Regions from separate parts of the Mus musculus genome. Here regions 2, 3 and 4 are each linked to region 1. The links are chromatin loops, found by intact Hi-C in ENCODE. Cell type or tissue: left cerebral cortex. All regions are shown on one strand. Links, peaks and the distances in the headings refer to the core of each region. The heading gives the core; the rest is flanking DNA. Region 1 overlaps Opcml (opioid binding protein/cell adhesion molecule-like). Region 2 overlaps Opcml (opioid binding protein/cell adhesion molecule-like). Region 3 overlaps Opcml (opioid binding protein/cell adhesion molecule-like). Region 4 overlaps Opcml (opioid binding protein/cell adhesion molecule-like).

Region 1 (8,344 bases), core at 3,664-6,163:
TTACTTTTTTTGTTAATTGAGAGTTAAGCAAATTTCCATTAAGAAGACTCTTAATCTCTCAAACCTTACTCCATCTCTTGGTATAATGCATCAGAATATGTTAATACTGCCAGCCCAAGAGATAGGGAGAAGATCTTGCTTTAGAGAAGTCAGAGAGTAATAATAAATGACTTTTCAGAGCAAAAGAAGAGGAGAGCCCAAATGAAATATCATTAAATCAACTCGCAATGCATTCTAAATTGCAAAAGCTGTTCTCTTGGGAGGCTTTAACTTCTCTGTTATTCCTTGAGTTACAAATAGAGCTAACTCTAAAGCATCAACAAGGCCCTAAATTATGAAAGGGAAAACCCTTTATGGTGAAGACAGTCAGAAATTTAACACTGCCAATGACTCTGCTAGAGCTAATATTTGTGCTGAGGTATTGGTTGAGAATATTCTGAGAGACTGGCAGGAGAATGGGGAGGAAATAAAAGCTTTTGAGAGAGGATTCAACCCCCAAACATCTGAAAGGTGAAAGAAGTTGAATTCAAAGTCTGGCTTGCACCATCAATCATCAATGCCTTTTACAGTGTAAACTGGTGTCTTTCTAATAATACCTAGAGTGAAGGTGTTACATTAGTACAGAAGATGCATGATTTGTGATATGCATGTGAGTATACATGTGCATATGTATATGTGTGTGTTAGTGTTTATGTGTAAAAGGGAAGGAATGTACCTTGTGTCTATGTGTGTGGGTTTGTGTGTGTATGTGTATGTATATGAGAATGTGTGTGTAAGTGTGAGTATATGTGTGTGTGTGTGTGTGTGTGTGTGTGTGTGTGTGTGTGTGTGCAATGTGTGAGCCCTGAAGAAATGAGAGAAGCCAGAATACAAGCAATGAAATGAACAGTATCATGTGAATGCCTAATCTGCTATGGGATAATAGTATGTTGTGGTTTCAGCTGTGACCAATGAGATGTGGGGTTCTCCTGTGTCTTAGCATGTACAATGACAGTAGAGATCTATCTGAAAACACAGAATACCTTCACATTCCATAGGAATGCCAATGTGCTGAGGACCAGCTATACTATGAGTAATCTGACTGTCCACCCTGGAGATATAGTTGTGAGTATGACAAAGAATCCTGCATCCTTTTGTTCTTCTCTATTGGCATATGTGCTGATGAAAATGGTTTCATGGAATGGGAGCAAGCCATAATATAGAAGAAAAGAGATCTGCCATTAAAATGAAATGTTATAGTAAAGGTGAAAAGTATTAGATCTAAAGCACTTAAGAAAAGATGATCAATCTGCTGTCCCCTAAGCGAAGAAAAATAGTAGAAACACAGGTGACCTTGTATTACAATAGGAAACCATGGAGACAATTGATGGCTTCTATTTTCTCCATAGTAGATGACAAAGTTGCCAGCTGAAAGCAAATAGGGGGACAGAAATAAGGGGAATAGGTCAAGAACAATTGAAATAACTATTATAGAAAATGAAAGCATAATTGCAAAAGAACTGTCCCAGGATTCACAAGTTGGGTGAAGGAGGGTACCTCATGTAGTTGGTCGAGAATATACAACTCAACACCCTGACAGGTTTGAGCATGGTTTCCTGCAATGCTCAGGTGAAAGACCAGGGCAAAAGGTTGTATTCGCCAACTGTTGTATCTGCCAGGTGAGTAAATCAGAAGTCTAGAATTGAGAAAATTAATATTTGTTGAATAAGAGGAGCAAAGATAGCTGTGGCTTATAGAGAGAATAGGGTACTCTAAATGCATGGGAAGCTTTGGGAAGTCCTAGAACAAACCAGCCAAAATCAAAGAAACTACACATTACTAAAATGGGAAGCTATTAGCTAGCCAATGATGGCTGTTGTCAGTGAAGGGAAAGCCAGATATGCCATCTAGGTGGATCATGACAATGCTGAAGAGGTTGGCAGATGTTGAGATTTCTTGATGAGCTTTGATGGCATTTGTGCAAATGGACTATTTTGGAGCTAAGACATAAAACATCAGGCATAAAAGGGCTAGGCTACTTGTCTAGGCCCACACAAAGTTGTTTTGTTTAAGTTCTGGGTTTGTTTATTTTCTGTTGATATGATCAACATTTAACCAACATCATTAGGAAAGGAATGGATTCATTTCATCCCACACATCCATATTGCAGTCCAGCCTTGAAGAAAGTAAATGCAAACTCAAGCAAGAACTGAAGACATGAAAGAATGAAGTCATGGAAGGATGCTCACACTCAGACAGCTTCCTTATACAACCCAGGTTTCCCTGCCCAGAGCTGGTGCTGCTGACAGAATGTGCTGGGCTGGGCCCTTGCCTATCCCATATCAATCATCAATAGAGATAATCTCATAGCCATGCCCTCAAACTAATCTGCTCAAGGCACTTCTTCAGTTGAGGTTCTTCTTCGCAGGTGACTTGAGGGTGTGTCAAGTTGACAATAAAAACTAACCAGGAAAGCTCTGAGAACTTCTATTTCCCGCCTGAGAACTGGGGCAGGATTTTTGACTTTATAGCATCATTCAATGTTACTATGGGGACGGGAAGTAGTAATGGATGTGGCTGAGCTGATTGGACGGGGCAATAAACAGAACCTGTCAGAGAACTTTCTCCCTCTTCAACCTCTGTGGTCCAGGAACCTAAGCGAGTTTAGTCAAGTGTGATAAATCCTCTTGGTCATTTCCCAGAACTTCTAAGGCCATTCCCTTTTATTTTCCATTCTAGAAGGAGTGAACTTTAGCTGCACAGGTAATTTACACCTGTAATCCCATCTCCTAAGAGGTCAAAGCAGGAGGATAACAAGTGCAAGACCAACCTACATAGTGACACCCAGGCCCAAAACAAGAGTAAAAAGGAATAACAGTAGTTATTCTTAATAGTTATTCTTAAATAGTAATAATTTGCCCATGTGATGTCTAATTACCAGACATACTTAGTCAGTTCATTAAATTAAACATGAGCTTTAGAGTTTTAGCATTCACTAGGTAACTGTTGCATGCTTTCCCAGCTCGCCTACAGATTCTCTTCCACTTCCAAAACATTCTGTTTTTCCAGTGTTCTCCACTCATCCCATGTGGAGCTCTGGAGTAAGGGTTCATTTCCCTGCCTATTTTTTCAGTTGGAGGCAGTAAGACAACTCTAACTTTGTATTTTCATCAGGCCTCTTTCACACTGTGTTGACAAGAGCAGTGATGGGCTGGTCTCTAGATTGATGACTGCAGCTTGGTAAAATGCTGTACTCCTAAAAATCCATAATTGGGAGATCAATCAATACAACTGTACACACCTGCAAAAGAATTCATAGGGCCAACAGGCCCTGATTACTTCTACAGAAATGTCCTTGGCTTAAGCAGGTTTGCATAGAAACAGGGCCACCTTTAGCCTTGAAGAACTGTTCTCAAGTCAGGTAGATTGAAAGGAAAAAAGGGAGTCAGAGTCAAACCATCAGTGCAGACAGTTATGTCATGGAGGGATGGAGCAAGGAGAGACTCATAGAGAAAGTGGAACCAGGTCAGCAGCTTGAGAAAAACAATGTCCATTTTCCTAAGATGTTGTACAGAGACTGATGGGGCCAGCACAACTGTGAAAATCATTTCAAGGGCCCCTCCTACTCTCAGAAGACACCACAGACCAGTAAAGCATATTTCTCCCCACAGTCGGAGATAGGGTTACATCTTAGGACAGGTAAAGCATGAACACTCCACAGAAAGTATACTGAGTAAGTGCTTGCTGTAGCATCATCTCTGAGAGCTGGCTGATTTGGGGACATCTTCTTTGGCTACCTTGTGACTGACTGGATTAGAGGAGCTAAAGCACCAGCAAAGCCATTGCAAAACCAGTAAGCCCTGGGGAAGACAGCAGGTCTTTTAAGTTAATAGTGGTCTCTCTCTCCCTTACCACCCTTAGCCCACCCCTTTCTCCTGTAGGCTCCTGTTCATGGCATAAGACGTATGATTTCACATTGTGTGGCTAGGATTTAACCCCACAGCTGCCCACTTGTCTTTCAGAGCTCTCCCAGGTGTTGCTGCGATGCTCCAAGAAGCCACCCAAAGCAATTCCAGATATTTATTTGCCACCTGGCTCTCTTTCCTCCTTCCCGCTTACAGCTTTAAAACCCAGCCTCACGATTTGTTCATTAAACTAGTCAAAGAAGTGAGCAACATGAAATTAAAATGTTTCCAAGCATACACCATTTTAATCCCATTCAATAGATTATCCTGACATATTTACTCATGGCCATGTCTGTCTCAGTCTCATCCATGGAAAAGTATAAATTAAAATTTTAAATTAAAAGCAGAGAGTCAGGGGAGCTTGATATCTTTTTGAAGAATGGCACGAGTCAGCCACAGGCTCCCCACATGAGTGTCATGGGAGCAACGACTCCGGAACTTCAGAAATTACAGCTCACGGATTTCCCCCGCAAACACCTTCCCACATATAATGTACGGGATCACAGAATCCCAAAGACGGCCTAAACCTCCCAGGTCATTCTTCTTTTTCCATTTCTGCACATAAACAAGCCCTCGCTCACTTCCTGCTCAGGAGAAACCCAGAACTGCTAAAGAAATGATTTATTTATGAAGCCAAACGATACAGTGAAAATGGATTAGCTTGTTTTCTATCTGTAGGTTTTCTAGGTAACTTGTGGATTAACCAGAATAAACACTTTAATAAGAAGTTCCAGTCACAGGTCTGTAATTCACTAAAGACCAGAGCCTTTCCAGGCATCAGTTTTCTCGCTTAGAAGTTAAGTGATACATTTTTAAAAACTCATCATGTGGAGTGAATCCCTAAGGAGATGAACGTTCTTAACACTACTGTTAATGGCCGAGGACCACAGTGAACAATCTTTGCGTATTACCTCTTCACTCAACACTGTAAAAAGATGCCTCAGATATAACATTTGTGACTACTTATAACATTCTTCTCTCATTGTGCATATATGTCAGTTAAGATGTTTGGAAAATTAAGTTGGACATGCATCTTTTTGGATGCCATTTATAGATCATGCTGTCTCAAGTTTAGAAAGCAAAGATTGTTGCATATAAGTGGGTTGAATGGCCAAATGGAAGGCTGGCAGGTTTGTGGAGTTCATTCTGTGCTATCCAGAAGAGTCTTTGTATCTGAATAAAATCTTATTTAAGGTTTTCTTTATTTAAATAGATCCCTCATTAAACAGACAGATGGGCAGGGACAGATGGGGGAGGAGGGGTGGGCGACGAATTCGTCACCATTCATATAAGCACTTCTCCTGTATGTAGGATGTCAGCTCTGCCTGTTTAAAAATATATGTTATGTATTTTTAATAAGCCAATCATCTTCTCTAGAACAGTGGCTTATTTTATATAGATTATGCAAACCATCTCTCTTAAAAAATAAAATAGAAGGCAAGCAAACCTCTCTCCTTGTGTCAGGAAGGACCCAGAGAGATTCCCCAAGGGCAAGAAAATCTCAGGTAAACTTTTGCAAATGCTTCCAGTTCAGGCCCAGGAGTTGCTGGTTTGAATTCATGTCACCCAGAGCCTGCACGTCTGGCTGCTAGCATGGGTGGAAACAAATAGGCTTAGCCCTGGAGTTCCCAAGTTTCTCCAAGAAAAGCAGTAAAAAGAGCAGGAGGCTTTTCCCATGTGCCCGTGTGCCGAGGGAAGGGCAGCAGAAAGCCCGAAGCAGTCCTTAAGTGTATGTGAACTGCAGAGCCAAGCAGCTCTGTGGATGCTGAGTGCCAGCTGAGCCTCCATAGACACTTGTTAGTCTGCAGCAAAGGAGAGAGAGATAGGTTTCTCAATCATGGGTCTCAGGGAAGAAAGAGAGACAGAGGGAAGAAAAGAGAAGGGGAGAGGATAGAGGAAGGAGAATGAACAAGTCTTTCAGTTGGTTCCGAGTACGTAACTGATAGTCCACAGAGGAGGACTCACCCTGTGTTCAACTCATGTGAAGGCTCAGTGTAATTACGCTCTTCCTGAGCTCATATTAGCTACCAATTCCTGTGAGATTTTGACAATTCTGACTGCCCTGTGACACTTACTTACTTGGTATCCCACAGATCTGTCAGTGCCGTGAAAAACCATGCTTCACACTGTCCTTGTCCTGGGTCTGTACAGGCTTCCCATTTAATTTTTCCACACACACCTTGCCTTGCTCAAGTCCAGATGTGGGTGTCTCCTATCCACATTATCTATGGGAAAGCCAAGTAGAGTCTTGTTAACTTAAGCCGTAGGGGATTGAGGCCAAGTGGGGAATTACTTCTGTCTTGGCTCATTATAGTGAATAATAATGGGATACTTGTATGTGCATTTTGGTAAATTATTCATCTTGTGCACAGGAGAATCAGGCCAGAATATACATAATATGGACAACTGTCAAATCTGAGCTCCTAAAAATACCCAACCTAAGTGTTTACAAAAGCCCTGCTTCTTCCCTCCTTAAAGATGGAGGTCAGACTCACCTACCTCCTCCTGAGTTCTGTATGCAGCTCTCTAAGTGGATGCTCACAGTCAGCTATTAGATGGATCACAGGGCCCCCAATGGAGGAGCTAGAGAAAGTACCCAAGGAACTGAAGGGGTCTGCAACCCTATAGGTGGAACAACAATATGAACTAACCAGTACCCCGGAGCTCTTGTCTCTAGCTGCATATGTATCAAAAGATGGCCTAGTTGGCCATCACTGGAAAGAGAGGCCCCTTGGTTTTGCAAACTTTATATGCCCCAGTACAGGGGAACGCCAGGGCCAAGAAGTAGGTGTGGGTGGGTAGGGTTGTGCGTGTGGGGGGTGGGGTGGGAGGGTATGGGGGACTTTTGGGATAGCATTGGAAATATAAATGAAGAAAATACCTGATTTAGAAAAAAAAGGTGCATTTTATAAACTATTTGTCATCTTAGTGTAGCTCTAGAGTCACTTGAAAGAATCTGAAGCTCTCAGTCAGAGCTCGGCTTTGTGGTCTTTGACTCTCATCAAAGGTAACTGGGAGAGAAAGAAATGTTTCCAGGCTAGGTCGGCTCTAACATCCCTCTCCCCACATCAGCCCTGATCACTCTAAACTAATGGTAGCTGAGTCCATTCCCAGGGGAGGTTTTTGTTTTGTTTTGATATTAGTTTTTTTGTTTTTGTTTTTGTTTTGTTTTGTTTTTGCTTTATAAATACCCTTTCAGTTGTCCTCTGACACTCCTGCTTTTTCATGTTCAGGACAGAGATCTAGAAAACCTTTGTGAAGACCTTTAATACTCTTTCCAATTCTAGGAAAATGAACTTATGGAATAGAAAAAGTTGGGGGACCCAGATATTTCTTTTCTAAGAATCAAGAGACTGATCTTCTTACATCTTCACTTATAACACTTTAGATCATCATCGTCGTCACCATCAAGTCATCATCGCCACCATTTTCCTGTTAACACTCTACAACCATTCATACCTATTACCAATGAGAGTAGTGTTATTGAAGAAAGTGGGGTGATTTGTCAAAGATGCTTGTGACAAACGACAGTTGGCTCATTCCTTGCCAATGGCTGTCATCCTTCATGAAACTGTAAAGTGTTAGTTGAGAACTCTTTCTGCCTTTTAGGGACACTGCCAAGGCTCACCACTGATGTTTCATGATCAACAGAGGGAATGCACCATGATGATGAGGGTGATGGTGTCACAGGTCAAGGGGGGTGGGAAGAAAGGAAGGCCATAGGGAAGTTGGGGTTCAGATATCAAAGAGTAATCCTTGGCTACATGCTGGATAGTTATTTTCAACCTAACATAACCCTAGCCATATCTTAGAAGATGACTCACAATTAAGAAAATGCCTTCATACCATTGGCACACAGTCAAGCCTATGGGACATTTTCTAAATTAGTGACCGATGTGAGAGGGCTCAGATCATTGTGGGTGTTGATATCTCTGAATGTACAAGAAAGCAGATTAAGCAAGCCATAAGGAGCAAGGAAGAAAGCAGAGTTCCTCTGTGGCTTCTGCTTCTCAAGTTTCTGCCTACAGGCCCCTGCCTTGAATTTCTGCCCCTGATTCCCTTCATCCCTGACTGTGAACTGGATACGTAAGCTGAAATAAATTCTTTCCCACCCACATTGCGTTTGCTCCTGGTGCTTGCCCACAGCAATAGAAACTCTGACACACACTGTCTTCAAATTGCACTGTAGAAAAGACACAAGAGTTTCTTTTTCAATTCTTGTTAGTCATAGGAACCAAAAACCTGAACACCAGCTGCATAAGCCAGGGGAGAAGAGGAGGCAGTATTTGATAGATACACTAGATGTGGGTTGCTTCCTGGTTTGTTTTTTTATGTGTGTGTGATGTTCTTGATAGAAACTGGGGGAAGGTGGGGGATCCCTGCTTTAAAGATGGACAAAC
Region 2 (8,344 bases), core at 1,941-4,440, 160 kb before region 1:
ATTTGCTATTCAGCACAGAACTTTTAGGGACAGGCAGAACCAGGAATGGTGATTGGAAAGGATGGAAAGAACTCATTTTAGAGAGAATACCATTTCTACAACCTTGTAGATAAACCATGAAATGCTCCTCACTCCCATGGATAACAATGACCCCTGTAGGCTCATCTAGTTAAATACTCAGTCACCAAGGACTGGAACCCTTCGGTCAGATTAGAAAGAGTAGCCTGTGTTGGCTTGTTGAAGATAGTATCAGGCTCAGTTTCACTCTCTCTTTGCCTACAGGTCAGAATGTAGCTCTCAGCTACTGTTCCAGTGCCTGTCTGTGTGCTGCCCTGCTCCCTGCTATGATGATAATGGACTGAACAGCTGAAACTGTAAACCACCCTCCAGTGAAATGTTTTATTTTATAAGAGTTGCCTTGGTCATGTATCTCCTCACAGCACAGGAACTGAAACTAAGGCTGCCACACAGTCTTTCCTCTGCACATCAGAAGCCTTGTCATTCCAACCGTCTTTGGATGTGGAGACTGGCCTAGGAAGATCACCATTGTGCCTCCCGTTCCTTTGTCCCTGGAATAATATAAGGTAAATATTAGACCATACTCACATGGTAAATCAATAGGAATTCTTTGACCACGTTTGAAATGCAAGGTGTTATGCTTTCTTTTGGTGCTAAGAACATCACACACGTACCAGCTCATGGACTCTACTGGATCTCTAGTGGCTAAGGCACAGGGAAGGAAGAAAGGAATTATCTAGTCAAAGGAGGATATATCACCACTAGGAAATATCAGTTTATCAGTAACTCAGTTAATCAAGACATATTATTGCACTTTATGAGATTTGCCCAGAACATTGAGAGAACGGGAAAGCACAAACTCTTAGTGCTTAAGCCTCTAAGTGCTATGTCATTGATGCCCTGCTCATGTGAAGCATGCTAATAAAACATGCTGTACTCAGCTATATTGAGCTGGTAAGGATGCCTGTTGAATATCCCATAACTCAGTGTCAGAGCCTGTGTGTATATATGTGTTTGTGTGTGTGTGTCTGTCTGTCTGTCTGTTCAAATCTACTTGAGTTAGTAAGTTAGACACAGGCCTCTTAGCAATCTACCTGGAACTTCTAATGAAGCCTTCCTAAACCATGATAGGGACACTGATCTTAAAATGTCAATCAGTGCCTTCAGCATACATCTACTCTGCCTCTTTCATAAAGTGGTCCTAACCACATCTCCAGTGGGAGATGAGGCTTGCTTGTTTCCATCTTCCACTATCCTTTTATGTTTAGAAAAAGAACTATGTTTTCCTTGCCTCAGCTACACACTGACACATTGCAGAGAAAATTTAATTATAGTAAATTTGGTTGTAAATAGTAGAAACCCAGTTTAAAACACCTTAACCAAGAAAGTGTGATTCACAGAAACGTTACCCTAGGGAGAGAGAGGTTTATAGGAAGAAATACAAATGGTTATGAAAAAGAAATAGCACAGAAAGCCAGTGGTCAGATTTAGAGCCAGGGGTCTTCTCAAAGATTCTCAAGGATGCTCAAGCTAGAAGGAAGAAGGAAAGGAATAGTACTGAGATTCCCTCAACATCTGGCCAAGCGAAGGGGCTCAGTGTGTAAATTAAAACACATTATCTCCAGGGGTGGCTGCAGTGTGTTGGTGTGGAGCCAGGCTGCTTATTATTTTCTATTGAAGCCCACAATTTCAGTTCAGCAGCAAGAGTCACTGTGGACCCACTGCTGAGGCCAATTAGATCTACAGGACTTGTAAAGCTGGTCTCAATTTTATCAGTGTCCAACTGATTTCAATAGCATAGAGAAGGCTTTACAACAGACAGCAGGCAGCACTGGGTGCCTTTCTAATTCCAATTTTACACTTACTATGATACATGTTAATTTCTATTCTTATATTACAATCTAAAAGTATTTAGAATAGATACTATCAAATTCTATTCTCCTTTCCTCCATTAAGGAAAAGTCTTATTACTAATTCTTTCTGGTTTATAGGTGGGGGAATGGAGGCAGAGGTATAGTCAATTGCCATCAGAGAATGAGTAGATGTAAAGTTAGATGTTTCTAGATAAATCTAGATACAGGATCACCTTATTTCCAAGCTTTCCTGAAGTTTATTGGTATTTTTATGCTGTTTTCAAAATACTGAGCAAAATCCTTAAGTACCTCTGTGCGATGTGTTCTCTCTCAGGTTTGTCTAACATAGAGGGTTGTTTCTTGCAGATCCAGCTCCCTCTTCCAACTTGAACATGGTGTTTCTTGCCTGGAAGGTGTCTACCCAGGGAGCTAACAAGTGTTCCTATCACCGTATCTTTCCTAATGGACTTCTATTGATCCTCAAAGGTCACTTGAACATTATCTTCTTGGGGAAAACTTGCTCTGCACTGGGTCAGGTCTTCCTGTGTTCCATTCACGACATTCGCCACCACAGTGGCATTGTACGTGCTGAATTATTTGATCTCTGAGTATCTCTTCCCTAGAAGGTCAGCTTTTTAATTCAGTGGGGGCTCACTTCTACCTTATACCCCATTTGCTGTGGGCGAGGGAAAGCAGTTATTGTGAATGAAGCAAATGAGTGAGTTAATGAATAAATAAGAAATAAAAGATGGAGAAAGCATGACAACAAACAGCAGCAGCATTGCCAATTCCAATTTTACAGGGAATTAGTTGAGGTTTTTACTTGGTATGGTACATGTTAACATCCATTTTTATATTTATCCTCTAAAGAGCCCGATGAAGATGCTAAACATCATTTCAGTACAAGCTGAATTTCTAGCTGCTCTGTTTCTGACACGCATAGTTTCTCAGCTCAGAGTGGGAAATATAAATACAAATACTGACTACATATCCAGTGCAACACCTCGAGCCATCAAGATTGCCCGCTCCAAGAGGAGTCACTTCTCTGGGGACTTTAGAAAGGGAAGCCCGGGAAACTGCCATCTGTTCTCTAGTGAAGACTCCTCCTCTCTAGAGAGGCAGAATACGGGTTATCACTAAGGAGCTATCTGCTCATGCTTCCCAGCCATTAGGGTTAGTGTTGAACTATGATAACTGGGTCAGGGACATCAGGTAAGCAGTGGCATAGGAAGACTGCATCTGTCTGCCAGAATAGCTTACTGTGCCCTCCTCCTTCTCAGGCATCAGATCTTCAGCCTCCCAAGGAGGAGATTCTCAGGAATTTATGACTCAATCAACTCACCCAAAAGGAGCATAAATGGGATTAGTTTTAATATTGTTAAGTTGCAAAAATACAGGCATATGTGCATGCCAAAGCGAAATGTACGCAAGCAAAGGGGGGGAACATATGGGCACCCATATGGTGAAAAGCGCATTGCTAGACCTTCATACACTTCTCATTTACAACAAGAACCAAAGTTAGTGAACATAAATTTGCTTTGCAAAAATGTGAGAGGAACAGCTTGTTTGCCCATAACTGTTCCACTGTGCAAGATATGTATAACCTTGATTTCTCATCTCAGACACCTCTTTCTCACACTCCAGGGATTAATTAGGCTCTAAACATGACTCCAGATTAGAAACAAAGATCCTGGCTGCCTTGCAGAAAGACAAAGGAGCAGTAGTAAGGACGGATGATGCAGTAGGTCAGCTAATAGGTGATTCCTATCAGTGGCTGGAACTTGGACATGGGGTGGCTTAGAAGAGAAACAAGGCTGGTAGTTCTCAGGGGGGTTATTTTAATTGAAGCAGGGGAGTAACAGAAATCACCAACAGACAACTGCATGGCTGTGCCTTTCATTAGGAGACTGTGCTTTTGTTAGAACAACATGATGTGGAGCTAGAAACTTAGTCAGGCATTGGAAAGTGATGTGGAGGAAGGAAGAAAAAGAGGAGAGTACAGATGATACTCAAAGTTAGTGGGTACCCTTGGGTGCCCCTGATAACAAGCAGAAGTTGATTTAAAGTGCACCATTCTAGTTCGAAGCCACAGGAACCATTTTTTGTGCAGCACAAAGAGGTCCAGATTCAAAGCTCAGAAACTCGGACACTTTTGTAGATGCCCAGCTTAGCCAGCTGGGAATCACCTGACAGCTTTTTGACCTTTTCCTTTGTTTCCATACCCGTGAAACTGTCATAGCATTCCTTCTCTGACTTATTTGGAGAATGGCGACAATCTCATGTGAGATGACACATGTGGAAGTATAAACTACAGATCTCTCTATAAGCACTTATAATGAACACAACTGCTTGCTGATTGATTATTAATGGAAAGCTAAAGGTTCATTTTACTTACTACTTTTTGTAATTTTATTTTGAAATAAATATTGATTTACAAGAAGTTGTAAGAATAGTAAGCAAGTTACATACACTTACCACTAACTTTTCACAATTATGGTCTTTTATGTTAATTGAATATGAATATTGATTAAATCTACATAGATATATGTGTATACTGTAATGATGCTGGGAAACTTCCATGGGCTTTTATGTTTTGCATGCTTATTCACATGTGTTTGACCACAGCAATCAAGATGTGACATGTTCCATACCAAGGCAGTGCTGGACCATTGGCCTCTTCTCCATCTGCCCCTATCCCTGTAAGTCACTGATCTGTAGTCTGTTGTTATACTTTTTCAGTTTTAAGAATTTTATGAAAGCGGGATAATATAGTGTATTAACTTCTCTACTAAACATAGTGCCCAGAGTTCATTCATTCATTCTTTCTAAATTGTCAAGTGAATAAGAGTTTCCTTTTTTCTTTCTTTCTTTCTTTCTTTCTTTCTTTCTTTCTTTCTTTCTTTCTTTCTTTCTTCCCTTTCTTTCTTTCTTTCTTTCTTTCTTTCTTTCTTTCTTTCTTTCTTTCTTTCTTTCTTCCTTCCTTCCTTCCTTCCTTCCTTTCTCTCTCTCTCTCTCTCTCTCTCTCTCTCTCTCTCTCTCTCTCTCTCCCTCCCTCCCTCCCTCCCTCCCTCCCTCCCTTCCTTCCTTCCTCTCTTTCTTTCTCTTCTTCATCCTCCTCTGCCTCCTCCTCTTCTTCATCTTCATCTTGCTGTGCAGTATTCCATGGTGTGAATATACCATGCCATAGTTTAGATACACGCCCACTGAAAGAAATTTGGCTTGTTTCCAAATTTGTCTATTATAATAAAGCATCTGAATAAATTTTCAGTTTACAGGTAGAGAACAAAAACATTGACTTGCTTAATGACTCAAGAATAAAGGGATTGGGAAATAAAATTAAATCATAGTACATTTCTCTCAGGACTGATGGAACATTAAATAAATTAAATATAAGACTGGTACTGAGTGCAGTTATATTGATAGATAGGGATGAGCAGTCTTGGAGGTCATTGGACCCCCTCCACCCTGGTTGCCTTTGGACTCTGCCTTCTGTTTTCTTGGAAATACCCAAATGTGAAACATCTGCTTTGCCAATCTTTAAGATTTAAAATTGCTTTGTTGAAGCCCAGTAAGGGAAAAATACTTTCTTCTGGTCCAAAGCATTTAACCTGAGTTCTAATTCTCCCCTGGGTGGAGACATGACATTCTGGTTTGCCCTAAAGATTAGAACATTACAATGTATTGTCTACTCCCTCAAAGTTAATATAGCTGAGCCTTGTCAATCATCTGTACCATTTGTACATCTGTCTTTACATCTGTAAAGGTGATTTACCTAACAACATGCTAGGGAGGTAGGAGGGGTAATTATTCCTTGTTGAGACATTGCATGTCTCCCCCAAACCCTCTCCTGATGTAGCTGCTTATAGACCTTCTGCCCAGCAGTACTACTAATAAGCCTTCCCACTTTTCTGAGTACAGGCTCAAAAAGGATAATTTTGATTTTTCCCCTTTCTTTTTTTCTGATACTGGCCAAAGGACAAAGCATGCTTTTCCTTACATTCCAGGCTTGCTCACTATTTCCCTGAAGCCCCTTCTCCTCCCCTTTGGAACGTAACTGCTTGCTGATATCTATTGCTAAGCCTACCTTCTCCCATGGATTTTAACTCAAAAGGTGCAGCTGTCTTTCTTCCTCTTATTCATCTCCCTCTTTCTAGCAGTCATGGTTTACAAGTTGCCTGCTCTGTCATTGTTTTTTCAAATTAATAAAATGATCCTGGAGCTTTGTTCTGAATCTGAAAAGAGTTTTTAAACCCTTTTGTTAACAAGACTAAGAAACCTAGAAAGGAATTCCATAATCCTAGTTACACAGTGAACTCCCAACATGATAATATCACACACACACACACACACACACACACACACACACACACACACACACACATTCCATAGTAACAATCCATGGTCCACAGTGATGGATACTGTTGGCATTTTGTCTAGGTTCTGTCCCCACAGTTACCTGGCAACAGCCAGGTGTGCCTGACTCAGTATAAAAGGAGCTGCTTGCCCCCTCTTCTCTCTCTTGCTCCCTTCTCTTCTCTTTCCCCTGCTTCCTTACCCTTTTCCCCTTCTCTCCCCCATTTCCCTCTCTCTCTCCCCATGTGGCTCATGGCCAGCCTCTACTCTTTAAACTCTCTCTCTCTCTCTCTGTCTGTCTCTCTGCCTTCTTCTCCTACCCTGAATAAACTCTATTCTAGACTATACCACTATGCCATCGTGTGGCTGGTACCTGAGGGGGAAGGGATGCCTCGGCTTGAGACTGCAGAGGTAGCCCCTTTCCCCACATCATACTGTGCCTCTACCAAGCATATACCTAGCTCTTCTCTCATCTTTTTATAAAACACAACAGATACTTGCCATTCTTTTTTTAAAAAAAAATTTCATCCCAAGGATTATCTGATGAGTTTGAAATATACTGCCCCATCGTACAGTGCAAGAAATGAGGCTAAGGGTGGGTAAAGGGATAATTCTCCTTATTAAGAGCCGAACTATCAAGCTCAAGTGCAAACCACTGAAGTCCACATACATCCAGTGAGATAATACACCACCTGCAAAGGAATCATACCTACAAATATGGCCACCCCACATTTGGGGCGATAAGGAACTGGTAAGTGGTTTGAGACTTTCTCCCCATGGATTATAAAGGAGCAAATAAAGCCTATGGGTGAAACAGGCATAAATCTGTATACTTTCAAGCTCAGTATTAAATAGAGAAAACAAAAGATAAAATCACCAATCAAGTGAGAACCACGGATGTTGGTTTTGCTAGCACTAGCTCTGCCACAACCACAGAAACCATGTACCTAGCAATGCCATGTGTTACAACAATACCATATTCTACTTGTTTCTGATGACCACCAGGATACTGCATTTCCTCCAGGAGAGCCAAGCTGAGTAGATTTTACTCAGGATCAATCCATTGGGTCACATAGATTTTTCATTGTGACAAATTAGAAGCAAACAACCAGAAGAAAGGTGGCAGCTAGAAAATAGGCACACTGAATTCAGGGAGAATTGTCAATTAATAGTGTGTTTAGGGTTTTAAAAAAGAGAAGCAGAGAAACAGTGGACACCCAACAGAAGGATTTAAACTATTTAAAGGGTATATTCCTAGTTATCCTACTTCCTGAGTGCTCAGGTACAAACAACTGAAATGTTTAGCGCTGTTGTTAAACTATCAACATGAGGCTAACTGGTATCCACTAGACTGAAGAATCAGAAGAGAACTCACTGCATTTTTTAAAAGGGCTTCAATTAAAATGACTCAAGTCAATGCATAAAGGAGTCAGCTTCAGTTACCTAGAAAATTCTGCAAAAATAATTCATCCACCGGCTCCCTGAGGTATTACCCTGTATGAGTAGATTGTGTGAGCGACTCACTCACAGGTGAATGGCTGTCATCTTAAAATCTCAGTGGAGGGAGACAGAAGAGAAGACTTTATTATGTTCGCCAAACATCTGGCCTTCCCAAGTATGTCATTAGACATTGGGCCAGGTGTGAGGCATCAGAGTGGATTGCTATGGTATCACAAGAGGGAAAGAAACACAGCTCTCTGTAGAACAGCAAGTCTATCTATACTGCCTCTGCTCCCATCCCTGGATCTTAGTATTCACATCACCCTTGCACACAGGAGAGCAATCCCCCTGCTTCTGCTGCTCCGAATGACTCTTCTCCTCTTTGCACGAAGGAATCAGTAAATAATTCCTGAAACCCCACTCATTCACAGCATGCTGCAAACACACTGGCCCCTTGCTCATCCGCTTTGCTCGCCTGTTTCCATACATGCTTTCCCTATTCTGCAGAAGTCAAATCTTTGAGGCAGAAACCCATGAATCATTTTTTTAGCCCTGCACTGCAGGTAACCATTCAGCGAATCTACACTTGCAAAGGCCATTGGGCAAGTCTCATATCCTTTATCACATCCATAAGAATATATTTTTATTAGTAAGCTATTATCTCCTTAGATCATTAAGAA
Region 3 (8,344 bases), core at 3,894-6,393, 74 kb before region 1:
TTTCAATTTCCCTATATTGTAGTCAGTTGGTCAGTCTACATTGTCTTTCAACATTGATGGTAAAACTGAGCCAAGGCATACCCTAACAGTGCTGTGGGGTTTTGCTGCCATTCTCTGAGCACCATTCTTTGTTCTTGTTGTTGTTTTTTTACATTAGATGTTTTCTTTATTTTTTATTGGATATTTTCTTTATTTCCATTTCAAATGTTATCCCCTTTCCCAGTTTCCCTCCCTCCCAGAAAAAACCCTATCCCATCCTCCCTACCCCTGCTTCTATAAGAGTATTCTTCCACCCACCCACCCACCGACCCACTACCACATCCCAGCCCTCCATTTCCCTATTTTGGGGCATCTATTGAGCCTTCATAGGACCAAGGACCTATCCTTCCATTGATGCATGACAAGGCCATCCTCTGCTATATATGCAGCTGGAGCCATGTGTATTCCTTTGTTGATGGCATAGTCCCTGAGAGTTCTAGGGGTCTGGTTGGTTGATATTGTTGATCTTCCTCTAGGGTTGCAAACCCCTTCAACTCCTTCAGTCCTTTCTCTAACTCCTCTATTAGAGCCCCACACTTTGTCCAATGGTTGGCTGCTAACATGCACCTCTGTATTTGTAAAGCTCTCGCAGGGCCTCTCAGAAGACAGCCATAACAGGCTCCTTTCAGCATGCACTTCTTGGCATCCACAATAGTGTCTGCGTTTGGTACATGGGATGAATCCCCAGGTAGAACAGTCTCTGGATAGCCTTTCCTTCAGTCTCTGCTCTATACTTTATCTCCATATTTGCTCCTGTGAGTATTTTGTTCTTCTTCTAAAAAGGACCAAAGCGTGCACAATTTGGTTTTTCTTCTTCTTGAGCTTCATGTGGTCTGTGAATTGTACTCTGGTTATTTAGAGCATTTGGGCTAGTATCCACTTATCAATGAGTGCAAACTATGTGTTTCCTTTGGTGATTGGGTTCCCTCATTCAGGATGATATTCTCTAGTTCTATCCATTTACCTTAGAATTTCATAAAGTCATTGTTTCTAATAGCTGAGTAGTACTCCATTGTGTAAGTGTACCACATTTTCTGTAACCATTCTTCTGTTGAAGGACATCTGGGTTCTTTCTAGCTCCTGGCTATGATAAGGCTGCTATAAATATAGTGGAGCATGTGTCCTTATTACATGTTGGAGAATCTTCTGGGTCTATGCCCAGGAGTGGTATAGCTGGGTCCTCAGATAGTACTAAGTCCAATCTGCTGAGGAACTGCCAAACTGATTTCCAGAGTGGTTGTATCAGCTTGCAATCCCATCAGCAATGGAAGAGTATTCTTCTTTCTCCTCATCCTCACCAACATCTGCTGTCAGTTGACTTTTTGATTTTAGCCATTCTGACTGGGGTAAGATATAATTTCAAGGTTGATATTCTCTTTATTTATATTTTAAATGTTATCCTCTTTACTGGTTTTCCCTCCAAAAAAAAAAAAAAAACCCTATCTCCTCCTCCCTCCCCCTGCTTACCAATCTGCCCACTCCCCAGCTTCCTGGTCCTGGCATTCCCCTACATTGGACCACTGAGCCTTCACAGGACCAAGGGCCTCTCCTCTCACTGATGACCAACAAGGCCATCTTGTGCTACATGTGTGGCTGGAGCCATGGGTCTTTCCATATGTACTCTTTAGTTGATGGTTTAGTCCCTGGGAGCTCTGGGGGTACTGGTTGGTTCATATTGTTGTTCCTCCTATGGGGCTACAAACCCCTTCAGCTCCTTGGATCATTTCTATAGCTCTTTCATTGGGGGCCCTGTGCTCAGTCAAATGGTTGGCTGAGAGAATCCACCTCTGTATTTGTCAGGCTCTGACAGAGCCTCTCAGGAGGCAGCTATATCAGGCTTCTGTCAGCAAGCACTTGTTGGCATCCACAATCGTGTCCTGGTTTGGTGATTGTACATGGAATGGATCCCCAGATGGGGTAGTCTCTGGATGGTCATTCCTTCAGTCTCTGCTCCACACTTTGCCTCTGTGTCTCCTCCCATGAGTATTTTGTTCCCTGAAGTACAATGGAGTCATCCTCTTCTTGTCTTTAAATGAAAAATTGCAGAGATTTCCACATACAGTCCCCAAAGAAAAGGAGGCTTGTTCAAGCCATTAGACAGGCTCAAGGGAGGGGAAGGCACAGGCCTGAAGTTTATAGGCTCAGTGTTGAACTCTCTTGAACCACTGTAGCCCCCTGATTCTCAGAAGCATCTAAGAAACAAGATGGAGTTGGGATGTGCTCAGCATGTGAATCTTTATTACAAACCAGCATCCAGAATAACTGTGCAGAGCCCACGAGAAGTAATCTCTGTGCACATGCACTTAAGCAGAGCTTTGAGTCCTGGTGTTACATAAGATGAAAATGTTCTGAAGACTGCTGCACACCAATGATCTGGAATAGTCCTTACACACATAAAGAGTGAAGAGTGGAAGGGCAAGGCAAGCCATGTTAGCTTCCATATACAGAGTCTCTTCGGTTTCTGAGATGATGAGTTTGCTTTACTGAATTAATATGAAGTGGAGTGCAGGAAGTTCTTCATTAGAGCAAATTCATCTTCCAAATCATCTTTTCCCTAGGCTAAAAATAAAGTGTATTTCACCTCCTATGTGCACCAACTGACAAAGAAGTGTCAGCAACCTTGCGATATGGTGTATAACAACATGGAGGCGATTTGAATTAAAATCTAGTTTTAATTCAAAGAGGACAATACGTGTTCCATTAAGTGGGCAAACTTCAGAATAGATAAACACCTAGCTTGTTGTTTTTACCCAACAGGTAAATTGCTTAGTGCTTAAGTGCATATCATACTTGATAATTCTAGGTAACATACCACCTTTATACTTAGTTGGGATTCTGTCAAGAGTTGTTGAATCAACAGTTACCTTAGTCAATCTTTTTTTTCTTCAATTGTCAGATATAATTTATATGCCTGGTAAAATACTTAAGCAAGATAATAATCAAAAATTTAATCAGGGGCCTAATCATGAGGCTATCATTTGGGCAGCACTAACTACCATGTGAGATAGAATCCTGTGGGCACAGTTGAAGCAATTCCTTCTCCTCCCCTCCCTTTATCCCATAACTCTTCCTCCTTTGAGATGGGACCCCAACCCTGCCTCCAGCTCTCTTCACAGCTGTCATTCTGAAGTACACTTAGGGAAAGGTCTCAGCTTGAAACTCCACCTTTAAGCCAATGCTTTAGTTCCTATGGTTTTTTATTTTTTATTTTTCTAGAACGGCTACTTTAAGCTAATCTGTCATTTTATATTTATTTATTTGTAGTTTGTATCTGTGAGTGTTTTGTCTGCAGGTATGTATGTAATACATGCTGCCCATGGAGGCCAAAAGAGGGCATCACATCTTGTAGAAGTGGAATTATAGAGGCCTGTGAACCACTATGCACATGCTGGGAACAAAACTCTCCAGTCCTCCGCCAAAGCAGCTATGCTTGCTCTTATGATATACCACCTCTCTAGCCTCTAAACTTTTGTTAGCCCCCTTAGAGATGGAATCAACCTGTCAAAGTCTGTAGCCTGTTTAGAAAATTTGACTATTACACAAAGTAGCCACTCCCATTTGCTTCATGCTATGGATCACCAAACTACCATTCATTTCAAAAAAGATAATTGAAGACTGTGTGATGAAATGAAGCCCCCCAGTGCAGAGAAGGACTTCATCAGTGCTGGTCATTGTGTTTTTAGGAAGAGACATAGTGCCATGCACAGGTTGATAATCCTAGCACATATTGGCTCATGGAGAGAGAACTTTCAAGTGCCGAGGCAACTAAGCTTTCCCTGACAAGGACCAATGTGAGCACTAATTTCTCTGCATTTTAAGTCTCTTTACATAGCACTCTTTTCTGTGCATGGGGTGAGTGGGCAGGGCCATCTGTTCACATATAAACACCCAAAGAAAAAGTGTTGCATTTTGTTTGCACACCACAGAGGTACACTCATGTTGCCACAGTTTCCTATTGTAATGAAGGCCCCTGATCATAAATATTCCATGCATTCTCCATTCCCTTCAGGCTCTGAGTCATGTCTGTTCAGAAAGACAGTGTTCTCACAGGCTGCCACTCACAGCCATTGTGAGAGACAGACACTTCAGTCTCCACTAGGCAAGTGTTTATGGAATTCACAAACAGAAGCCGGCTTTTCAGAAACACACATCTCAGCTGAGCCTCCTGCACAGATGTCAGATTTCTGCAGAAGCCTCCCGGAGGCTCAGAGAGCCTACAATGGACTATTTTTAGTTCTGATAATTAATATTGGAGGAGAAAGGGAGGAGGATGAAAATGTAGCTCCAGCAAAAAAGGCAATTACCATCTATCCCATATATTGTCACCTATGAGATGTGTTGGTTTCAAAGAAATAATAAAGAGAAATGCGCATGAACCCATTGCTTTCTGTATCACACCTCCCATGAAGTGGATGTTTAATTCTTCCCTTTCTGAATTCTGGAAATAGCTTGGTCTCATAAGTTAACACTTGCAGCTAGGGCTGTGCCAGCCTGCATTTTACTATGACAAAGACTGTGTCTGTTTCCCAATGTTGAAAAATAAGAGCTCGCTTCTCTCACACATTCCCAGTGAATTGGGATCAACAACTGTCAAAAAGAAAGCCATGGTCAGGGTCCTCCCATTCCTCCTAACTGGTCCCAGAGTCTCATTTTAAACCATTCTTCCAATCCCTTACCACTTCACTCAAATTTGTAGTTCTTATGCAGATCTCTCCATTGCCCGTCAAATCCCTTAAGAAAAGATACTTTTGTACCTATTAATGAAAACCCAGTCCATGATGATTCATAAAACAACATGACGCCTCTGTTGCCAGGAAACTCTGGGAAGGGTAGTAGGAACCACCATAGTGCCAGCAAATGTCTGTGCAGCAAGCACCTTGCTAGGGCTAGTCTACATTAGTGCTGAAGCTTAGGAGAGTGGAGAGCTGCTACAAGGAGTGACCAGCCACAGTGAGGTGGTTTATCAAGTGAAGGTACTTGCTGCCTACACCGATGACTTGAGTTTGATTCTCAGAACCTACGAGGTAGAAGAAAAGCCAAATCCATTTCTGTTAGTGTCACTTTGAGCAAAACACATGTTGACACCTGTGTCTGAGAGCACACACACAAAGATATACACACAAACACTAAATAAATAAATAAAAATAAATAAATGCAATGGGGAAAAGAACACTGACCATTTAAATTTCTGAATTCAGCACTTCTTAAATGTATTTTGTGGTCTCCTCAATTCTGTGAAACTTGAATAACATTTGCCCTTTTCCATCAGGTTCTTCTCCTCTTATTTCCATTCAATCTGGCTCTCCCTCTGGCTGTCCCTGAGCACCTGTGTCACCAGGAAATGGTGGCTTTTCTGAGCTTGTATACACAACCTATATTTCAACAGATTTATTTGTGTGTGTATGTGTGTGTGTGTGTGTGTGTGTGTGTGTGTGTGTGTGTATATATATATATATGTGTGTGTGTGTGTGTGTGTGTGTGTGTGTATGTGTGGGAAAGTATATTTGTGTATGTGTGCATGTATGTATACTTATATATATGTAGATTTGTATATATAACTATATACATATAAATATATGCATTTATATAAATTGATACATACATTATATATTGTGTATATGTATATGATGTAGATGTATATATATGTGTGTGTATACACACACACACACACACACACACACACACAAATGACTTCAATGACATTAAGGCTAATCCTCCCTGAAGTACTCAGTTCTGAGACCCTGGAGATATAGTCACTGCCACTGAGGACGGGGAATCTACAAACTTTCTCTGCCTCCCTGTTCTCTTCCTGGACCTCTAAGTCCATCATCAGCTCAAACCACTGAGTTTCAAATGGAGTATTTGAGTCCATACTCTCTTCTGTATTTCTGCCGTCACTACTCCGGTTCAAATTCTCATCACTCCTTGCCTGGACAGCTTGCAGCAGCTTTCCCAACTGCTAACTACTACTGCTGTTGTTACATTCTCTAACATAATCTGAATTATATAATTGCCCAGCATAGAGCCTCAGGAGTTCCCTATCATGTGACAGCATCAAAATTTAGCATGTTGCATAAATGGCTGCTCTTTACTCTATAATCTCCCACATGTCTGGTCTACTGTAAGAGTACAGTAGATAACTAAGATATTTGAAGGTGATGTTTTATATCTGCCTTTATGATCAATTAATTTGACCATGCATTCATAATGAACTCCATCATAAATTATATTACAGATTGGAAAATGAACTCTTTATTCTACAGTATTCTGTTGTATATGCTTCTTGATAGGAAATTCCTCCTGACACCAGGCCACTCCCAGCTCTGTCTACTAGAACACTAGCAAGTACCATCATCTACCAGAAAACAATCCCCCAGCAAGATAAGGTCTTTATGTCTCTTATTTCTTTATTCTCAGTACCAAGAATCCTGGTTTGTTAAGAAAGTGGGGAAAAGCCTCAAAGATATGGGCACAGGGGAAAAATTCCTGACTAGAACAGCAATGGCTTGTGCTGTAAGATCGAGAATCGACAAATGGGACCTCATAAAATTGCAAAGTTTCTGTAAGGCAAAAGATATCATCAATAAGACAAAAAGGCCACCAACAGATTGGGAAAGGATCTTTACCTATCCTAAATCAGATAGGGGACTAATATCCAATATATACAAAGAACTCAAGAAGGCAGACTCCAGAAAATCAAATAACCCCATTAAAATATGGGGCTCAGAGCTAAACAAAGAATTCTCACTTGAGGAATACTGAATGGCGGAGAAGCACCTGAAAAAATGTTCAGCATCCTTAATCATCAGGGAAATGCAAATCAAAACAACCCTGAGATTCCACCTCTCACCAGTCAGAATGGCAAGATCAAAAATTCAGGGGACAGATGATGCTGGCGAGGATGTGGAGAAAGAGGAACACTCCTCCATTGTTGGTGGGATTGCAAGCTTGTACAACCACTCTGGAAATCAGTCTGGTGGTTCCTCAGAAAATTGGACATAGTACTACTGGAGGATCCTGCAATACCTCTCCTGGGCATATATCCAGAAGATGTTCCAACCGGTAAGAAGGACACATGCTCCACTATGTTCATAGCAGCCTTATTTATGATAGCCAGAAGCTGGATAAAACCCAGATGCCCCTCAACAGAGGAATGGATACAAAAAATGTGGTACATTTACACAATGGAGTACTACTCAGCTATTAAAAAGAATGAATTTATGAAATTCCTAGGCAAATGGATGGACCTGGAGGACATCATCCTGAGTGAGGTAACCCAATCACAAAAGAACTCACATGATATGTACTCACTGATAAGTGGATATTAGCCCAAAAATTTAGAATACCCAAGATATAAGATACAATTTGCTAAACACATGAAACTCAAGAAGAATGAAGACCAAAGTGTGGATACTTTGCCCCTTCTTAGAATTGGGAACAAAACACCCATGAAAGGAGTTACAGAGACAGTTTGGAGCTGAGATGAAAAGATGGACCATCTAGTGACTGCCATACCTGGGTATCCATCCCATAATCAGCCTCCAAACACTGACACCATTGCATACACTAGCAAGATTTTCCTGAAATGACCCTGATATATCTGTCTCTTGTGAAATTATGCCGGGGCCTAGCAAACACAGAAGTGGATGCTCACAGTCAGCTATTGGATGGATCACAGGGCCCCCAATAGAGGAGCTAGAGAAAGTACCCAAGTAGCTGGGGGGATCTGCAACCCTATAGGTGGAACAACAATATGAACTAAACTGTACCCCCCAGAGCTGGTGTCTCTAGCTACATATGTATCAGAAGATGGCCTAGTCTACCATCACTGGAAAGAGAGGTCCTCTGGTAGTGCAAACTTTATATGCCTCAGTACAGGGGACCGCCAGGGCCAAGAAGTGGGAGTGGGTGGGTGGGGGACTTTTCGGATAGTGTTGGAAATTTAAATGAAATAAATACATAACAAAAAAAATAGAAATAAAAAAAAGAAAATATTTCCAACAGAATTGACATTGTGAAGTCAAGCAAGATCTAAGAGTTCTGGAGTTCTCTGGGCTATGTGGCTATGTCCTCCACATTTAAGAAAAGTTACCCCAAGTAATGGGACAAATTAAGGAGTTTTTGTTTGAGAATCAACAACAACAAAAAATCCTTGTGCTTAATTCCCTAACAAAGTGTCGGAAAGAAGCTGTGCTTTTGTGCTGACTTTTTTCTCCAATTTTCCCTCCATATGCATCCATACTTAGCCAGACAGAACTGTGAGTCCCCTGAAAATGCAGCTTGCAGTCCTTTCTTTGGGGCCTTC
Region 4 (8,344 bases), core at 3,016-5,515, 240 kb after region 1:
GAGACATCTTGTAGCCATAAAAATCAATGATCTCAGTGGTTTACTGGATGGAAACCAACCATGAGAATGCCCTCTCTAGCATCCTTATTAAGTGAGGCTATAAATATCACTGTTATTGACATCATCGTTAGTGTCATGCTTTATGCTGTGGTGCTAAATCCCATCTGACATGTAATGTTTTCTTCCCAACATAGTTTAATTGGACCAGGACTGGGCCTGACCTCAACCTGGAATAGTCATGTTCTCTCACCTGGGAATCTGAGACTGTGAAGGAGACATCCTGCAAATCTGAAAACCCAAGGACTCAGGGATGCATAGTCCTCCTCTGCCCTGTGCACAGAGCTAAGGGGAAAATAAAAACCCATGTGGCAGGAAATAGGAGTAGGAAGCTATGGGATAGTGCGGGCACAGGCAGGGACAGAGAGGCTGCCTGAGTTCTTATAAGCACTCATGTCTAATTTCCTCTCCATCTAGAAGCCAAGGGTGCCCACGCCCCTTGAATTCCACAGTCTTGATAATAAAAACGGACTTCTTCATTAGCATAGATGAGTTAAGTTTTTGAAAATCTTAACAAGAAGTATAACAGGAAAACAGCGCTGTACACATAAGTACAGATGTACGGGTGGATGAAACAGTATCCTTGCTTTCCACACACAGATATGTGCACGAGGCGATTGGGCATCTAGAATAACTATTTACAGAGAAATGTTGCTGCTTTGAAAAGATGACTTGCTTGCTGCCTTGGTGCAATGTGGTGGATAGCAGAAGGACAGGAACAGGTATAACAAAACAAAAACAAACAAAAACCTGCCTACAACAGAATGGCTTGGGTTACATCAGAACCCAGTCTGTGGGTGAGTGCCTCAGCATCCTTGACCTTACATGCCAGTGGAATGCTCAGGACAGAAATTTGTCTTCTACAGAATCCGCTTGAGTAATTATAATGCCCACCCATACTGGGTAAACTGCAAGCTATGAAGATAAAAGTGACTGAGGCCAGTGTAGGAAGACTGACAGTGGAAACAGCATTAAAGGCAAGCAAGGCCCACATATGCAGAAAGAAGCTGGGAAGTCAGGAGTAGGAAAAGAAAGAAACTTCAGATCACTATGTGGATGGAAATTGTGTACATTCCTTACTGCTCCCATCCTTGCTGTGCTTTCAAATGTATAAACGTCTCATTGTGCCAACTTATGCAGTCGGGCAGATGAGGACAGCAGGTGTGGTAGGTTTGCCATTTCTTGAACATGCATTTCTAACATGCAGGGCATCAGAGGAGCTCTTCAGACAGCTAAGTTGTGTATGTACATGTGTGTGAGAGAGAAAGGAGGGAAAGAAGAGGAGGGGGGGAGAGGGAGAAATATTGGGACTAAAGGTGTAATTAATGAAAAATGGAAATGAAAAAACATCTTGATCCTTGATGGTGGTATAGAGTAAGCTAAGCATATGTAAGATGGAGAAAGGTCATGTGCTCATAACTGACCTGTGCTAACCAAAGCTGCCTGTAAGACCTGATCCATGACCCTGCTCTCTGTGAAGCATCTTTTAAATGTCCAAGCAAAGCATGTCTATTGAAGACAAATCCTTCCATTTCCTTCTAAGCAACTGATTATCTAGGTTGGTGTTTCTTTTCTTGCAACATATAAACATTTCACCCTATTCTCATTTTTTTTTTTTTTTTGCATAGTGTCTAAAGAAATGTCCAACAGAATTCTTATACTGGCTCTTCTATAGCAGGGAAAATTCCCTACCTAGCTTTTTTCAAGAGTTTTCTTCTTCATAAGAAACTTGAACATTTTCAGTTTGAATGTAAAAGGCTTAGACATGGTCATTTATTCTTTTAAATTCTCCTGCTTAGGGTTCTTAGACCTCCCTGAATATGTGGTTTGGGTGTTTGGTATTAATTGTGAGTTTTTTTTTTTCAGTCACTATTATTAGAAGGAAGTCTTCTATTCCTTTTTCATTTTCTTTTTCTTTTTCTTTTGCTTTTGCTCCTGGTATTCTCATCATGTGTGTATCTTCTGCGCCTTCCTCACAACTTTTGAATTTTCTCAATATTGTCTTTTTGTTCCTCTTGGACTTTTAGTTTGCGAAATTTTTAATCAGTTTATTTTCAACCTTCTCAATTCTTTTCTTAACTATGTTTACTCCTAAAATGAGTCCATAAAAGATAGTTGTCATTTCTATAACATTGGTTTTTTTGTTTGTTTGGTTGGTTGGTTTTTTTGGTTCTAGAATTCTCCTTTATTCCTGTTAGAATTTCAGTCACTCCACTTATGTTAACCATCTGTCCTTACATGTAGTCCATGAGTTTAGCATATTAATCACAGTTATTTTAAATCTTCCATTTGATAATTCTAATAATATCTCTGTCACAACTTAGTTTTATCTGATATTTGCCCTGTTTCAAGCTCTGCTTTTTTGTCTTTTAAGTTAAGAGCCTGGAATTGAATACTTTCCCTTCCTTCATGTGTTAGGTTCTAGTAAAATTTATTTTCTTTGAGGGAGGGCATTTCTTAAGAAAATGAGAATCCACTGAGTATATTTCAAAGTGGCCACTTTGTACTTTTTGACTGTCCAAGATCTACTCCAAGAAGATTTGGGGAATCCTAGAGATAAAATTCTCAGAACTGCAAAGGCTCCCCAAATCCAGCCTCTGAAGTTCCCAGGTGAAGTAATCATTAGTCTATGGCTTTCTAGAATAGCAGAAGAGACAGACGCCAGCCATAAGCCTAGGTCACCATGAGCCATGATTCTCTCTATTTCCCAGTCTTCATGATCATGGCTTGTCCTGCTGTCTCAATTTTCTAATATGTTCACATGAAATTCTTACTTTTAGAATGTGGAGCTTTGTTTCCAATCCTCAATTCAAAAAAAAAAAAACCCTAGGAAATGTGGTATTTTCAATTGTTCTTGCCCCACTTCTGTTGTTATAGCAGAATAGACTTTGGTAAACACAGAATCATGCTTCTTGGTCCTCTGAAGTTGTGCAGGGCAAGAGATTACTGCTAAAAGAATATAAAAGTACTTAAAGCCCATGGTGAGAAATAGCATGGGATCCTTCTAGAAAACAATACATTTGAAAGTAGGACTCTATGTTGCATGAAACCATATACACAAACAATGGCCTAGGAACCACATAGCCAGCAAAAGACCTGAAAGTCTCTGCACAGATCTGATCAGCTTAGATCTTCTTTGCCCAGAGGCAGTCTACAAAGATTTGCAGATGACTATCATGCAAATGTACTGTTTTCAGCAAAAAAGTTAACAAGGCACACAAAGAACACAGGAAAACATGGCCAAATCAAAGAACCACCAAAAAATCAACACATGCCAGGTAGATGTAATTTGTAAATATATTTGAAATGCTCGTTATATTTCTGCCTTAAGCATTCCTAAGGAACTATAAAAAGATGAATGTAAATAACTATAGGTGCGAAGGAAGAGAAGGCTCAGTATGTAAAGCACGTGGGAGCTGAGCCCGAGGACCTGAGTTTGAATAATCAGAGCCTACATCAAAGCTGGACAATATAACTGCAGATGACCATCTCCTAGTGTACCCCTACAGGGGATGAGAGATGAAGACTGGAGAACTGTTTTTTTCAAAAGCCTGTGGGCCAGATAGTCTGGCATACCTAAGAGGGAACAATAAGAGAGACCCTACCCTGAAAGGTGAGGACTAACAACTGAGGTTGACTTCTGACTTCACCAAGCACACATAGCATGGGTTCTACCCCCACTCACACATGCTGGGACATGCGCATAGAGGCTCAGACATGGATAACTAAGGGCAATTATGAAAGCAAGTAAACAAAATTACAATTTCCACCAAGATGTAAAGAAATCTTAAAATAGCATTGAAAACAGATTTGTGGATCTGAAACAAAGGTAATAACAATAAAAACTCACTAGAGATATTCCACAGCAGTCTTCAGGGGGAAATGAGCAGTTTGGGAAGTGGTCATTGGAAACTAGAATGAAGAACAAGCAAAAGGGGATGGTGCAGTAAAACAGCAGGAAGGAGGAAGCTTCAGAGGAGAGAGATGATCTAATCTCAGGAATCTGTAAAACATCACCAAGCTACCCAATATATTCAAATTGAGAGTACCAAAACGGAAAGACATTTTACAAAAAGGAGTTTATTTGAGGATCTAGCCGTCAAATGTCCCAAATTTGAAAGAAGGAATGCATACATAAATATAAGAAGCTTACTGAACCCGACTTGGGGTGAACCCAAATATAACTACACGGAGATCCGTTATGATTCATCTGTCAACACTGAAGATGAAGTGAGACTCCTGAAAGCGATAAAAGACAAACTCACGAGGCGTAAGGGAACCAAAGAAAGGTCCTCTGCATGTTTTCCTGTCGGAGAAGCGCACCCCAGCAGCCCTGCGGTTTGTATTTAAAGTGCTGAAAGCAAGTAGCAAAAACAAACTGTCAATCAAAAGTTCTGTATCCCGTGAAAACATCCTTCAAAAGCGGGGAAAGAAATTCAACCCCTTTCACATAAGGAAAGCTGTGGAGACATTATCACTAAGCCTTCCCTCTGAGAAAAGCTAAAAGGAGCTGTTCAACTGAAAACACGAAGAAGCTGGAGAGAAAACTAAGAAATTCAAAATGATCTGGCAAATGAACCAATGAAAAGAAAAACTATTTCTATAAGTTTGTTGTATTACTCCATTTTAAATTTTTATAGGATTTCATAAACCTTATTAGTAAATAAGTTTCAAATTAAAAAAAATCCCACTCCAAAATTAGCCAGTCTGAAGGTCTATACAAATACAGAACTCAATGAACTATACAGTTAGAATAGCCATTAGGACAAGAAGCTGTGGGGCTTTGCATGGGATTTTAAACTTTCACTATCACATATACGTATTTATACACCACCAAACCCAAAAAGTTCATGGCAGTGTTAAAAACCAAAGAAAGAATTACCTTTAAACCTGAATTATCATTATTACCTGAATTCAATTCTTACTAGGAATTGAAATGTAAAATTAAGGTTTGTCATGGTAATCTATGTCTATAATGTAAACATTGAGCCAAAGGCAGGAGGAGCCAGAGTTTGAGGCATTCTGGGTTACAGAGGGTGACTTTATATCAAAAGAAAGACAACACTATACAAAAGGAATATTACTTCATGTAATGATTATATAATATATACTAACTTATAATTTATATCAACAATATAGTGATCTAATAGTTTTTGTATGTAAATGATGATGTTATTTATTTAAAATAAATAGTAAAGAGTTCAAGATATTGAATTGAGTCATCATTTAACTATGACAACATACCACAAAAGAAATACCTATGGATCATTCATAAGCAGAAATGAGAGAAAAGCAAATTATGTTCTTCAGGCAAAAACAACTAATTGCAAAGAAAAGCAATAAATGAGGAAATTAGTCGGGGAAAGTTATAAATAACAACACTATGTAATAGGCCCCTTTATCATTAGCTTGTTTACTTGTAAATAGAAAAAAAAAAAACTGTCCAGTCAAAGGACACAGAGAATAGATCTGACCAGAACAACATGACCTAATTATGTGCTATAGATAAGAATTATGGCTGAGGTTTAAATCCAGGCACTTTGAAAGGAAAGGAGTGGAACCAGTTCCCTGCAACTTATCAGAGAAACCTAGGACCATATCACACAATGTAGACACTCAGAGAGGTAAAGTATATGACATAATGACAGCAGGATTAATTTCCCAAGAAGATACAACAATTTTGAGCATGCATGTAACAAACAACCCAATATCAAATCAAATCAAACAGCTTTGATAGAATAAGAGCAAGACATAATGCCAACAATAATATTGGACACACTACTAATCTACTTTCAACAATGAAAAAATGGCAAAAAAGAGAAAGTAAAAATGTAAATATCATTTTAGGTAAAAGATAGTGAACACACACAGAATACTCTACAAACTATAGATGAACTATATAAAACACACATAGAACACCTCACACATAAAGGTAGGTTATACATTTTCCTAAAGGACATATGGGACATTTGCCATGATCCATCATGTATACAGCCTCAATATAAATCTTGACCAATTTATTTTTTATTGGATATTTTATTTATTTACATTTCCAATGTTATCCCCTTCCCCAGTTTCCCCTCAGGAAACCCCCTAACACATCCTTCCTTGCTCTGCTTCTGTGAGGGGGCTCCCCCACCAACCCACCCACTCCCACCTTGACCAATTTATATAGTGTGAAATGACACAAACTACTTTCTGATCACAATGGAGTAGGGCTAGACATCTATAATGGCAGGCGGGAAGCTGGAAATCCAAGAGTGTGGAAATTAAACAAACGCTCTTAAGCCCAAAGGAGAAACAGATATCCTTAAAGAAGAAGTATTTGAAAAAAACAACACAAAAGCTCAACACACACAAGCATATGGGCTGCATCAAAAACAATGTGAAGCCCGCGTGTTACCATTCTAAACACAGATGAAGAAAAAAAAAGAAAAAGGTTTTCTTTTTAAACAAGCTAACTTTAAACATGTAAAGATATAGAAAGAGAAACTAAACATAACACTGGATGGTCAGAAACATCAACATTCTAATAAAGGTAAACAAGACAGGTGGTAGAAAGAGAGAGAGAAATAAAGCCACAATTATATCCTTGACCAAACCACAGTTTATTGTTTAAAAAATTAACCTATCTGGCAAAGCTTTAGCTAGACTGTCTGAGCGAAAAAGAAGATTCAAATAAGAAACATCATAAAAGGAAAAGAGGACATGGCAGCATCACAAATAACTTTATGGAAACCAAAAGGATTACTCAGAGTAGTGCGAACAAATGGATGTCTGTAAATAGATAACCTTGGTTAACTGGGGAATTCTTAGAAGTAATTCCGCCTTTCCAGACGAGATGGTAAGGAAAGAGCACATCTGAACAGTTCTGTACCTAGTTAGAGACTGAATCACAAATCTCCCAACAAAGCCCAGGCCCAGTGTGTTCACGAATAACCTCTTCCAAGTATTAATTGGCAATAGCCTTCTTCAAACTCTTCCAGAAGTAATGAAGAAGTGCAAGCACCATCAACCTCATTCTGTGACCCAGTCATACCCCAATAACAAGATCAACAAAAACTAAAATGATAGACAAAACCTCTTACGAATCTTGACATACGCATGTTCTGCAAAATGTTTACAAATGGTGTTAAAGGTATCCTAAAACGACTATGTAGCACTCCCACATAATATTAACTCCTGTAATGCAAGGATAGCTAACATATAAGAATTGATTTTTATCATGTGTGTTCTTTTGTGATTGGGATATCTCACTCAGGATGACATCCTCCAGATCCATCCTAAGAATTTCATAAATTCATTAATTTTAATAGCTGAGTAGTATTCCATTGTGTAAATGTACCACATTTTCTGTATCCATCGCTCTGTTGAGGGACATCTGGGTTCTTTCATCAATGGGAGGAAAGGTCCTTGGTCTTGCAAAGATTCTATGCCCCAGTATAGGGGAATGCCAGGCCAGGAAGTGGGAGTGGGTGGGTAGGGGACCAGGGAGGAGGAGGAGGGGATAGGGGATTTTCGGAGAGGAAACTAGGAAAGGGGATAGCATTTGAAATATAAATAAAGAAAATATCTAATATAAAACAATTGATTTTTAAAATAAACTACAATAACATATTGAAAAATGAGCAAACAAAACAAAAGAAAGAAATCACACACTAACAGATCAGCTGATGCAAAATAAATAAAAAACAAAATAGATAAATGCCTAAACTTTAAGCATACACTCAACACAGAACACACACACACACAACACATACATGTATATGTATATGTGTGTGTGTGTATGCATACCAAGGTTAAGAGCATACTCAATGATGAGAACACACACACAGACACATATGTGTCTGTGTATGTGTGTGTGTGTCTGTGTGTGTCTGTGTGTGTTTGTGTGTGTGTGTGTATGCATACCAAGGTTAAGAACATACTCTATGATGCATACCAAGGTTACAATGATATGTGTATGCATTCCAAGGTTACAATGATGAGAACACACACAGACACAGACACACACAGACACGTATGTGTGTGTGTGTGTATGCATACCAAGGTTAAGAACATACTCAATGATGAGAAAGGTAGTGCTTTTCTTCTAATAATGTGGGTTGTAGACAAAGATGCCAGCCAGTGTCTACCACGTCTATTGAAATGCCTTAGAAAAATCTAGAAAGAGAAATAAAGCAGGAAAAAGATGGTTCAAAAACATCCCCCTTGGAAAAGCAGAAGAAAGAAATCAGTTTACAAATGACATAATCTTACATGTCAAAACTTTTGAAGAATTTTACCA

The links. A loop is a pair of places that touch in the nucleus more often than their neighbours do. Peaks named below come from ENCODE experiments on the same cell type or tissue, not always from the same donor. Only the 100,000 strongest peaks of a DNase experiment are listed, where the experiment ranks them.
Region 2: it touches region 1 in a loop (12-fold over the local background); 2 of 42 quality-filtered maps call a loop at or near these places.
Region 3: a loop joins it to region 1, with 13 times the contacts of the local background. A loop is called at or near these places in 2 of 42 quality-filtered maps.
Region 4: it touches region 1 in a loop (10-fold over the local background); 3 of 42 quality-filtered maps call a loop at or near these places.

The regions. Positions count from the first base shown.
Region 1 is chr9:28,659,931-28,668,274 of GRCm38, reverse strand. All of the region lies in intron 2 of Opcml (opioid binding protein/cell adhesion molecule-like), which reads right to left. Among named protein-coding and RNA genes, the nearest start is that of Gm39313, 270 kb to the right of the region's middle. In left cerebral cortex, for the core only: no CTCF peak of the experiment used is centred there; DNase peaks (open chromatin) are centred at 3,803, 4,425 and 5,169; H3K27ac peaks cover 2,223 bases.
Region 2 is chr9:28,817,270-28,825,613 of GRCm38, reverse strand. The region is part of intron 4 of Opcml (opioid binding protein/cell adhesion molecule-like); the gene reads right to left. Among named protein-coding and RNA genes, the nearest start is that of Gm15520, 210 kb to the left of the region's middle. In left cerebral cortex, for the core only: no CTCF peak of the experiment used is centred there; DNase peaks (open chromatin) are centred at 2,975 and 3,337; H3K27ac peaks cover 937 bases.
Region 3 is chr9:28,734,329-28,742,672 of GRCm38, reverse strand. The region is part of intron 3 of Opcml (opioid binding protein/cell adhesion molecule-like); the gene reads right to left. Among named protein-coding and RNA genes, the nearest start is that of Gm15520, 300 kb to the left of the region's middle. In left cerebral cortex, for the core only: no CTCF peak of the experiment used is centred there; DNase peaks (open chromatin) are centred at 3,997, 4,485 and 4,830; H3K27ac peaks cover 1,054 bases.
Region 4 is chr9:28,419,527-28,427,870 of GRCm38, reverse strand. The region is part of intron 2 of Opcml (opioid binding protein/cell adhesion molecule-like); the gene reads right to left. Among named protein-coding and RNA genes, the nearest start is that of Gm39313, 28 kb to the right of the region's middle. In left cerebral cortex, for the core only: no CTCF peak of the experiment used is centred there; a DNase peak (open chromatin) is centred at 4,270; H3K27ac peaks cover 1,166 bases.